2 separate regions of the Homo sapiens genome follow, and region 2 is linked to region 1. A link is a contact called in ENCODE Hi-C or POLR2A ChIA-PET data. All regions are on one chromosome and are shown on one strand. The core of a region is the stretch at or near the end of the contact, and the rest is flanking DNA. Distances in the headings are between cores, read along the strand shown. Region 1 overlaps SOAT1 (sterol O-acyltransferase 1). Region 2 overlaps SOAT1 (sterol O-acyltransferase 1).

The links. A loop is a pair of places that touch in the nucleus more often than their neighbours do. ChIA-PET counts read pairs that join two places held with the same protein, here RNA polymerase II (POLR2A). Pooled maps may share reads with other maps.
Region 2: a loop to region 1 is called in a map of CD8-positive, alpha-beta T cell, with 2.9 times the contacts of the local background. The contact joins two enhancer-like sites. A Hi-C loop is called at or near these places in 5 of 168 maps with a recorded cell type or tissue (CD14-positive monocyte, CD8-positive, alpha-beta T cell, GM12878 and 2 more), 4 of 37 single-sample maps with no recorded cell type and 9 of 50 pooled maps. POLR2A ChIA-PET finds 5 or more read pairs at or near these places in 10 of 52 experiments (AG04449, BJ, GM12878 and 6 more).

What each region holds. Positions count from the first base shown.
Region 1 is chr1:179,308,758-179,314,196 of GRCh38, forward strand. The region is part of intron 2 of SOAT1 (sterol O-acyltransferase 1); the gene reads left to right. Among named protein-coding and RNA genes, the nearest start is that of SOAT1, 18 kb to the left of the region's middle. Within about 2 kb of position 1,679, at least 4 of the 41 ENCODE cell types and tissues checked have a DNase peak (open chromatin) inside an H3K27ac peak, as active enhancers do.
Region 2 is chr1:179,349,708-179,355,172 of GRCh38, forward strand. It overlaps SOAT1 (sterol O-acyltransferase 1), which reads left to right. Exons shown (of 16, transcript NM_003101.6): 14 at 589-724; 15 at 1,610-1,755; 16 at 3,878-5,465. The coding sequence ends at 3,934. Among named protein-coding and RNA genes, the nearest start is that of AXDND1, 14 kb to the right of the region's middle. Within about 2 kb of position 3,949, at least 3 of the 41 ENCODE cell types and tissues checked have a DNase peak (open chromatin) inside an H3K27ac peak, as active enhancers do.

The sequences.
Region 1 (5,439 bases), core at 429-2,928:
CATTGAAAAAATTCAAACACTATAGAAAGTTATTAAGTAATACTTCCTCAAGTAACATTTTTTTTTACATGTGGGATCATATTTGAGATCTCTTCTGCAATTTGTTTCTTCTATACTTTGTAAGTCTCAGATATCTTTTCATTTAGTATATGTAATTCTTTAAAATACCTGTGTAGTATTTCTGCTGTACGGATGCTTGGCGGTTTATTTAACTTGCTCCTTATTGATGGAAACTTAGGCTGTTTCCAAAGTTGCAGTATTACAAGCAGTGCTACAGAGAGCATCATTGAAACAGCATCATTGCTTACTTGTACTGGTATACCTATAGGATACATTCTTTTTTTGAGACGGAGTCTCACTCTGTCGCCCAAGTTGGAGTGCAGTGGTGCGATCTTGGCTCACTACAACCTCCGCCTCCCTGGTTCAAGCGATTCTTCTGTCTCTGCTTCCTGAGTAGCTAGGATTACAGGTGTGCGCCACCATGCCTTGCTAATTTTTGTATTTTTAGTAGAGATGGGGTTTCACCATGTTGGTCAGGCTGGTCTCGAACTCCTGACCTAGTGCGCCGCCTGCCTCAGCCTCCCAAAGTGCTGGGATTACAGGCGTGAGCCACTGCACCTGGCCAGGATACATTCTTAAAAGTGAAATTGCTAGGTCAAAGGGCTTTTGCATTTAAAATTTAGACATTATCAAATTTCCTTTAAAAAATGTTATGCCAATTTATATTCCTAACTATACTGTTTCACCACACTCTTGGCAATAATCTTACCAGTCTTTTAAAATTCCTGATTTGATGGGTGAAAAACAGTATACATATAGCATAAATTTGTTCTCATGAATTTTAAGTGAGGTGGGGAAATTGTTTCATATTTATTGACCATGTATTTTTTTTCTTTAAAAGCCCTGTTCATATCCTTTGCTCACTTTTATTCCTTATCTGGTGGTTATTATTTTTAAGAGCTTTTTCTATATTAAATAAATTAATCCTCTGATTATGTACTTTGAATATTTTCTTAATCAAACTAGTGATTTGTCTTTTGACTTTGCTTATGTATGTGTGCTTTGCCATGTTTTGTTTTTATATATCAAATATTCTTTTAATTGTTATAATTTTTTTTTTGTTTGTTTTTGTTTTTATTTTTGTTTTTGTTTTTTGAGATGGAGTCTCGCTCTGTTGCCCAGGCTGGAGTGGAGTGCAATGGCGTGATCTTGGCTCACTGCAGCCTCTGCCTCCCGGGTTCAAGCAATTCTCCTGCCTCAGCCTCCTGAGTAGCTGGGATTACAGGCATGTACCACCATGTCCTGCTAATTTTTGTATTTTTAGTAGAGACAGGGTTTCACCATATCAGCCAGGCTGGTCTCGAACTGCTGACCTCAAGTGATCCACCCACCTCAGCCTCCCAAAGTGCTGGGATTACAGGCATGAGCCACCACGCCTGGCTGCTTATAGATATTTTTTTTGTCATGCTTAGAAATCATCCAAGATTATGACAAAAAGAAAACATGACTTTTTTTTTTTTTTACTTTTGTGGTGTTTTATATTGAAATATTTGATCCATATGAAATTTATTTTTGAGTGATGCATTCATCATTGGGGATCTAATTTTTTAGTTTTCCAAAATGGCTAGTTAGTTGTTTCAACATTATCTATTAAGTCTCTGTTTCTGTATGAACATGCACTAATCCACGTTTCTGGCTCAGATTCCATTTTTCTGAAGTAGTGCAGACTTGTGAGTAGTTGAGAACTTTGTAAAGTTTTTGTGGTCAGTGGAGCAATAGACGATTACAGATGGATTTTACTATCTTATCTTCCCTTTTATTGTTAAGATTGAAAAGTGATTGACTCTTTCAAGAAATACTCCTAAACCTAACCATACTATGGACATAAAGGTGACTTTTCAAGTGACTTTTGTATCGCTTTGTGGAGAACAAAGTGAAGCTGAAATGTAGGTATTATAAGACACGGTCAATGAGAGTTTTTTAGAAAACAATCAGGATTTAAAAATGAGTTTGAATTTCTAGGCAATAAACTAGTCAGTGCCTACACGTTAGCTAATTCTGTTCTTGCCACAAGTAGATGAAGAAAACATTTATTAAAAGAACTGCAACTTGAAAATTGGTTATTAGTCACTGCTTAGTATTCCTTAGTCATCTTTATGAGTGTAATCACATAGGTTGGCTGTCCTTTTTTTTTCTTCAATGCTGCATGACTAGGGGTCAGGAGACAAGGATTTCTTCAGGCTCAGTTACTTATTGGCCATGTGACAGTGTACAAGATGTTCAATTTCTTTGAATCTCAGTTTCTTTATTTTAAAAATAGAAATGAGGCCAGATGTGGTGGCTCACGCTTATAATCCATGCACTTTGAGTAGCTGAGGTGGAAGGATTGCTTGAGACCGGGAATTCAAGACCAGTCTGGGCAACATATCAAGACCCCATCTTTACAAAAGTAAAAAAAGTTAGGTGGGCATGGTAACATGTGCCTGTAGCCGAAGCTACTCAGGAGGCTGAGGTGGGAGGATTGCTTGAGCCCAGGAGTTAGAGGTCGCAGTGAGCTAGGATTGCACCACTGCACTCCAACCTGGGTGACAGAGCAAGACTATATGTTAAAATTTGTAACAAGTTTAACAAGGATGCGGATTTAGAAATTTGGAGGCCATAATGTCTTCAGGGAAAAGAAGAGTTGCAGAAATGGGTGGAAACTATTGGCTAGCAAGAAAACAAAGATAAGAAGTGTAAAATTCTTTCTCAGAACATTTTATATTAGAAGGAAAAGTACAGCATGTCATGAGGGTTAAGTGATCTTCAAAAGGACTGTTTTTAAAAAAAAAATCGTTTCTAAATTTCAGTTATTTTGCCATTATATTACTATTACTATGTAACTTTAAAAAATTCACTTGAAAATTTATTCTCAACCTAAGTAATAAATTGTTAAATCATAGGTTTGATGTTCAATTACTTATTTTTAAAAAACAAATTAAATATATAATAACTTGATAAGTGTTAGTAGAACTACAGATTTTATTTTCAGTATCACTGATGACATCCATATCATAATTTCTGAAACATGATTTTTAAAGAACAAATTGTCTCTGAATTTAAATGTGGACAATATAATTGACTCAGTGGGTTGAACTTTTTGAATAGGGAATGATTAAGACAATAATAGTTTGAAGGGTTAGTCTTGAAAAAGAGATGGGCTACTCTTTCCTCTGACACAGAAATGTTGGAGAAGAGGTTGAAAGACAGCAAAAATTAAGAAACATAGAAGACATTTAAGGATTTGGTACCAAAACTGAACAACTAAAAGTTACTTGGTGGGGCTGGGACTTGAAAGTGGAAAAGGTTTCCAACTACTTTTGTGAGGAATGTCACAGAAATTCATCAAGAGGCAGAGACAAAGATTGCATATTTTCATTGCTGGCCTGCCTAAGGCTTGACTGCAGCAGTTTAGAATGGGCCTATTTTCCTAACTTTTTCTGTAGCGCATGGCAATTTGGAATCAGAAGGCAGATAGCGGGTAATTTCTGGAGTCGGCGTGTGGCATGGTGGGTCCAGGAAATTGGTGGTGGTGATAAGGGACAGATAGAAATAATGACAGAGGGTTAGTAAGTCCGTGCTGGTTAAGAAAACTGGAAAACCAAAATGATGACTTCTATCAGAAGAGAAACTGTCTCTTTCCCTGTCTTTCTCTTTAGCGATGAAACCTTCGCTAGAAATTCCCCTACAGACTTCTCGTGTCTCATTGGCCAGAGTTAGATTACAAGTTATGCTGGCTATCTACCTTTTGCCTCTCCAGTCTTTTCTACGCTACTTTGTTTCCTGGGAGACTGACGTTAAGAACTGCAACAATAGTCTCCAGTGCCCTGTGTGTTTCTGGTAGGCTTGGCCAGTGGGAGAACTTCAGGAGATCTAAGAGCAGAGAGTAAGGTGGGTGTATTTATAACTAAGGTTCTCTCCCTGGTAGGTAACCATTGCTCCTTTCTAATATTTCTCTCTAAAGAGTTCTCTCTGGGTTCCACTAACCCTTTACCCGCTTTGCCCTTTCTGGCCTCAGGATGGTAACAGCTTTCCTGATGTTTATTACTAGCCCTAGAATTCCATATCATCCTTATTACCATCCTTTGTTGCTTTTCTTAAACTCTGACCACACACTAGAAAAAGGACCTCTTTAAATTTTTCCCAGTCAATAAGCTTGAGTGGGTCATCTCTTTGCTGTCTGATACTCAGGTCCATTTTTAAATCAGTTTCTCGCAAAGGCAGTGACATGCATGTCCTTATTTGGGAAGCAACCGGCAGTGTTCACCATGGCTGTGTTACATTATAAAAAATAATGTGTGTGTACTTGTCTGTTTTATTTGCCAACCAGATTTACAGTAAACTTGGCCATCTAGAACAAAGTTGGCAAACGTGGCCGTGTTCATTCTTTTGTGTTTGTAGTGCTTTCTCCTGTTATCACAGTAGAGTTGAGTAGTTGTTACATAGTTGCAGACTATACTGCCCATTACGGAAAAAGCTTTCTGACTCTTGATCTAGAATTACGTTGTTCAATATGGTTGCCACTAGAAGTACACTGTTTAATGTAGTCTGGTTGAGCACTTGAAATGTGGCTAGTCTGGATTGAGAAACACTATAGTTATGATATGTCAGATTTCAGAGACTTACTGGCACCCATTTCTTTTTACTTTTTAATGTGGCTCCTAAAAATTTTAAAATTACACATGGTGATTCACATTTTATGTGTATGTCTGTGTATATATGTGTATATATATATGTATATGTGTGTATATATGTGTATATATATATGTATATGTGTGTATATATATGTATATATATATTTTTTTTAGACAGAGTTTTGCTTTTGTTGCCCAGGCTGGAGTGCAATGGTGCTATCTCTGCTCACCGCAACCTCCGCCTCCCAGGTCCAAGCGATTCTCTTGCCTCACCCTCCCAGGTAGCTGGGATTATAGGCATGCGCCACCACGCCTGGCTAATTTTGTATTTTTAGTAGAGACGGGGTTTCCCCATGTTGGTCAGGCTGGTCTCGAACTCCTGACCTCCGGTGATCTGCCTGCCTCGGCCTCCCAAAGTACTGGGATTACAGGTGTGAGCCACCGTGCCTGGCCACACATTGTATGTTTATAGGACGACACTGATCAGGAATGTAACTGGTGGCCTAGAAAGTAAGTAGATAAGCTTCCCTTAGGCCAAAGCCTATTAAATACAATATTGTCAAGAAAAGAGAGCATGGCATTAAGAGGCATCTGACTGAGCTTCAGGCCTCAGAAAAATCCAACAAGTCTTCATGCTTCATTCCTTTGCCTGGAATAATGTTTCTAGCATTTGTTCACCATAATTTTTCTTTATTATTTGAGACTCAGTTCAAATATTGACTCCTGCAAAAGCCTCCTACACCCCTCATTCTCCCACAGCGCTCCT
Region 2 (5,465 bases), core at 2,699-5,198, 43 kb after region 1:
TTAGAGCAGAATATACTTAGACTGATGAGATGTAATCTTGAATCTCCTGGTTGATAAACAGGTATCTAGATTACAGTTTTTATTAAGTGAGGGCACCATTTGGCTTAGTGACAGCATCTTATGGTGGAAATAGCATTGTATTAATATTTGAGTGCTAATTCTGTCATTCAAGTGTAGTTTCACATACGGATAAGGCAAGTCCCTTTTCTCCTTCTGAAATCTTAGTTTTGTTATGTGTAAAAATGGAGAGGACAGTTGCCCCATCTACCATACAGTGTTACTCTAAAGACTGAAATTCAATATGTTTCATTTATATAGGAAAACTATGTTTTGTCAGTTGTAATAACTTACAAACATAAGTTATTGATATTTTTGAAAATAGACTCAGATATTTGAACAATAATAAGAGTTTGTAAGTGTATATGATTTGTAGTTATTTTAATAGACTTGGATTAATCCAAGGAGTAGACTTAGAAAATTAAGTACAAATACAATAGGTGCCTTTGGCATATAATTTTACATCCTATATAATCCATGCTTGCTTTAAATTTTTAAAAATTACTTTGTAGTGTTTTCCTTTTTCTTTAGTTTTTCTCCAAGAGATTCAAATCTGCTGCCATGTTAGCTGTCTTTGCTGTATCTGCTGTAGTACACGAATATGCCTTGGCTGTTTGCTTGAGCTTTTTCTATCCCGTGCTCTTCGTGCTCTTCATGTTCTTTGGAAGTAAGTATCTTGGTATGCTGTGAGTACTGGGTACTATGCTAAAAAAGAAAACCAGATAGAAAGGAAACTATAAAATCAATGTAGGAGAACTAGATAGTAGTAGTAACATTTTAAGGTAGTACTTCTTTATCAGATGGTCAGAATATTGACTTTGAATAATTATACACAGCTCTGTCTCAAGATATTTACACTTTGAAGTAGGGAAATGAACTAGGTAACCTCATGAAGACCATTGATAACACTGATTTGATAGGTCATAAAAGTTATCTATATAAACAGCTTTCCCATTCGTAAACATTGTCGGTATGCACCCCCTAGAAAACTGACAAGTTTTTGAGTGAGTAGAGAGGGAAAAGTTGGAATATGAATATTCTAATTCCATGAAATATATATACACATGTTCTGAAAACACTGATTTCTTGTAAGTTACTGATTTTAACACTGAAGCTTTATTTTTCTTTATAGAAACAGTGACCAGAATAAAAAAATATATAAACAGTTGTTGCTCACTGTGATTATTAAATAACAGCAGATACCTGAGGTCCCTCATCTTCTGATAAATTATGTTTTGATACCTGTATATTTCTTTCTTTTTTTTTTTTTTTTTTTTTTTTTTTTTTTTTTTTTTTGAGACAGAGTTTCACTCCTGTGACCCAGGCTGGAGAGCAGTGGTATGATCTCAGCTCACTGCAACCTCTGCCTCCCTGCTTCAAGTGATTCTCCTGCCTCAGCCTCCCGAGTGGCTGGGATTACAGGCACACACCACCACGCCTGGCTAATTTTTGTATTTTTAATAGAGATGGGGTTTCACCATGTTGGCCAGGCTGGTCTCGAACTTCTGACCTCTGATAACTGTATATTTCTTTGTTGCCTTCCTATTTTTAGTGGCTTTCAACTTCATTGTCAATGATAGTCGGAAAAAGCCGATTTGGAATGTTCTGATGTGGACTTCTCTTTTCTTGGGCAATGGAGTCTTACTCTGCTTTTATTCTCAAGAATGGTATGCACGTCAGCACTGTCCTCTGAAAAATGTGAGTCACCAACCTGGTTGGAGTGCAAAAGAACCTGTTTATTCTCTGTTTGTGAGAGTTGGTGGGCAATGTTGAGGAGCACAGTAGTGGAGATTATGATGAATTAGTGTTAAAGAGAGGGAAATGAGGAGTAAAAGCATTAGTTTATCATCTGATCTTATTGTACTTGAAGTTTTTCCTTTTGTTTAGTTTTCTTCACATTTAACTCTCCTAGCTTTTGGTTTTCTTCTTTTACTGCCTTTTCTTCAGCCCCTTCTAATTTTTTTTTTTTTTTTGAGACAGAGTCTCACTCTGTCGCCCAGGCTGGAGTGCAGTGGTGCAATCTCAGCTCACTGCAACCTCTGCCTCCCGGATTCAAGTGATTCTCCTTCCTCAGCCTCCCGAGTAGCTGGGATTGCAGGAGCATGCCACCATGCCCGCTAAATTTTTGTATTTTTAGTAGAGATGGGGTTTCACCATGTTAGCCAGGATGGTCTTGATCTCCTGACCTCATGATCCGCCCACCTCGGCCTCCCAGAGTGCTGGAGCCACCGTGCTCAGCCAGCCCCTTCTAAGTATTCTCCAGGGTTTTCCTAATGCCATGTATGTCCCTACTACCACCACCTAAAACATACCTTTTTTTTTTTTTAAACCTCTTTCTTCTAAATAAACTCTTGTAAAAATATTGGGCAACACTGAGATCCTTCCATTTCTCTTGATTCTATTTTTGTTTTTGGTAATTCAGGTTTCATTTATTCTTAGGACTTTAGTTTTTAGCTATACATGGGTACAGATTTTAGGAGGATGGCTTTTTTTTTTTTTAAGAATTTTATTTTCAAGTAACACAGTATAGGACATAGGAATTTCCCAGCAAACACTCTGGTTAATTTAATTGATGTGATCTGGTTAATTAGATCTACTAGCACTAGCTGAAAGTACTGCTTATAGTTATGGATAGAATTTCATGATGGAAACACCCTAAGAAGTAGGATTGCCAGGCTTTTTGTGCATATAGGGCGTGTCCTATATTTAACATTTTTGTCCTGCCTCCTGTATTGGGTTTCTTAGAACACCCCAAATGTCCTATATTCTGCTTTTTTCAGTAAATTACAAAAAATATGGCAGATAGAGCTATTTGTCTCAAGTTCATCTCGGCATCCTGTACTTGTATTTGCTAAATTTGGTGGCCCTACTAATAATTCATTCAATCCCTACAACCTTCCAGGTTTGGAGGGGATACCTTCTTGATTTATTTCCTGGGTATTTCTCATAGGCATCTGTAACTGAAGATGTCCATAATGAAATTAATCAGTTTCCTCTCCAAAGCTTCCCCTCTTTCTGTGTACCCTATGTCTGTTAGGCTGCCTCAACTCTCCCTCTTTATTTCATATTAATCTCCTTTGTTCATCTGAAGTAATTGCTCTTGACTGTCCCTGGTCACCTGGATTCCACATGTCAGATTTTATTCTCCTATCAAAATCCAGTTTGGATGCCACATCTTCCATGATGATTTTTCAAATGCTTGCTTCCCTCTCTTTCCTATTTCTGAACTTTTGTAGTGCTTCATTTGCTCCTCCTTTGATAGTTCAGTAATTTTAAACCTTGTATTAGTCATTTTTATATATATGTCATTTATGTATATATTAGTCATTTATATATGTGTATATATAATATATATTTATATTTATATATTTATTTATATATTATATATTAACTAATATATACTAATATTTAGTACCTTAAAATCTAAATGGTGGTTATATATAAATATATATATATATATCTATTTGTCGTCCTTAACCACCATTTAGATTTTAAGGTACTAAAAGTAGGGCTGTGCTAAAATAAAGATACAGAAAGAAATAGTGCCTATTTAGAAACTGGTCAAAGTCCACACAATTGTGTATAGTTTACTGGACTTTAAAAGCTTTATGTGAAGCACCTAATTGAATAAATCTGTGTTATAGATAAAAGTACTGAACATCTTTTGAATTAGTGAGCTGCTTATACCTTGAGGGTTGTTGAAATGGTGGGAGGCATTTTAGAGATGTACAATGTATCATATTAACATCCCTGCCTATCTCCACACCTCCTCTACTCTGTACACAAATTATTTTTCCATTCTTATTTTTCCCCACTGCAGCCCACATTTTTGGATTATGTCCGGCCACGTTCCTGGACTTGTCGTTACGTGTTTTAGAAGCTTGGACTTTGTTTCCTCCTTGTCACTGAAGATTGGGTAGCTCCCTGATTTGGAGCCAGCTGTTTCCAGTTGTTACTGAAGTTATCTGTGTTATTTGGACCACTCCAGGCTTTACAGATGACTCACTCCATTCCTAGGTCACTTGAAGCCAAACTGTTGGAAGTTCACTGGAGTCTTGTACACTTAAGCAGAGCAGAACTTTTTTTGTGGGGCTGGGTGGGGGGAGAAGACCGACTAACAGCTGAAGTAATGACAGATTGTTGCTGGGTCATATCAGCTTTATCCCTTGGTAATTATATCTGTTTTGTTTCTTGACTCTGTCCAATCAGAGAATAAACATCATAGTTTCTTGGCCACTGAATTAGCCAAAACACTTAGGAAGAAATCACTTAAATACCTCTGGCTTAGAAATTTTTTCATGCACACTGTTGGAATGTATGCTAATTGAACATGCAATTGGGGAAGAAAAAATGTAGAATGATTTTTGCTATTTCTAGTAGAAAGAAAATGTCTGTTTTCCAAAGATAATGTTATACATCCTATTTTGTAATTTTTTTGAAAAAAGTTCAATGTTCAGTTTTCCTTAGTTTTTACCTTGTTTTCTCTATAGGTCATGATTTCTGTGAAGCAAAAAGATGCCTTTTACCATGAATTCTTGAGTTTACATCAATAATATTGTATATTAAGGGGATCAGAAGTAGGAAGGAAAAAATAAGAGATAGCAGAGGAAAAAGAAAAACATTTCCTCTTATAACTTCTGAAGTAATTTGTAAAAAAGATTTGTAGAGTCAATCATGTGTTTAAATTATTTTATCACAAACTTAACATGGAAGATATTCCTTTTTAACTTTGTGGTAACTTCTTTGAAGTTATTTAGAAATATCCTTTGGAACAATTATTTTATTGTCTAATAAATATTGACTTCTCTTGAATTATTTTGCAGACTAGTGAGTCTGTACCATAAGTATTAATCACCTCCACTCATATTAAAGTGATCATTAAGAATCCAGAAGCTGGCTTCTGCATTTGCTCAGTTATACTTTTAATGGTAGTATGTTTTTAGGTGGAATAAATTAATATGTGATTGGTTTCAAGGAAATGTACTCTATTATGTAATACTTCCATTTTATAAGATGCCCATTTCTAATACAATGTGTGTAGGAATTATTTGTATGTATGAGGTATGATTGTAAAGATTGAGCATTGGAAGGGGTATCAGAGACCATGTAGTTCAACTTTCCACTCAAAGTAAGATTTATGAATTATTTAAATGATAGTTGTTACTTGGAACAGCCACTTGAGAGGCTCTCTTGGTATTGTTTGGAATTGTTTTAAAGTCAGTTTGAGTCTCACAAGAAGGTAAGTAGAGTTTCTTAATAGTCACAACTTAATTTGAACCACAAGTATCCAGCTTAATCACGTATCTTACTCACGATACCACTGGTCCAGATGAGTTTAGGTAATTTTCAAACATTAAATCCAACTTCAACGGAAACAAATACACTCAAGGGAAGTTATTTTTAAAAAG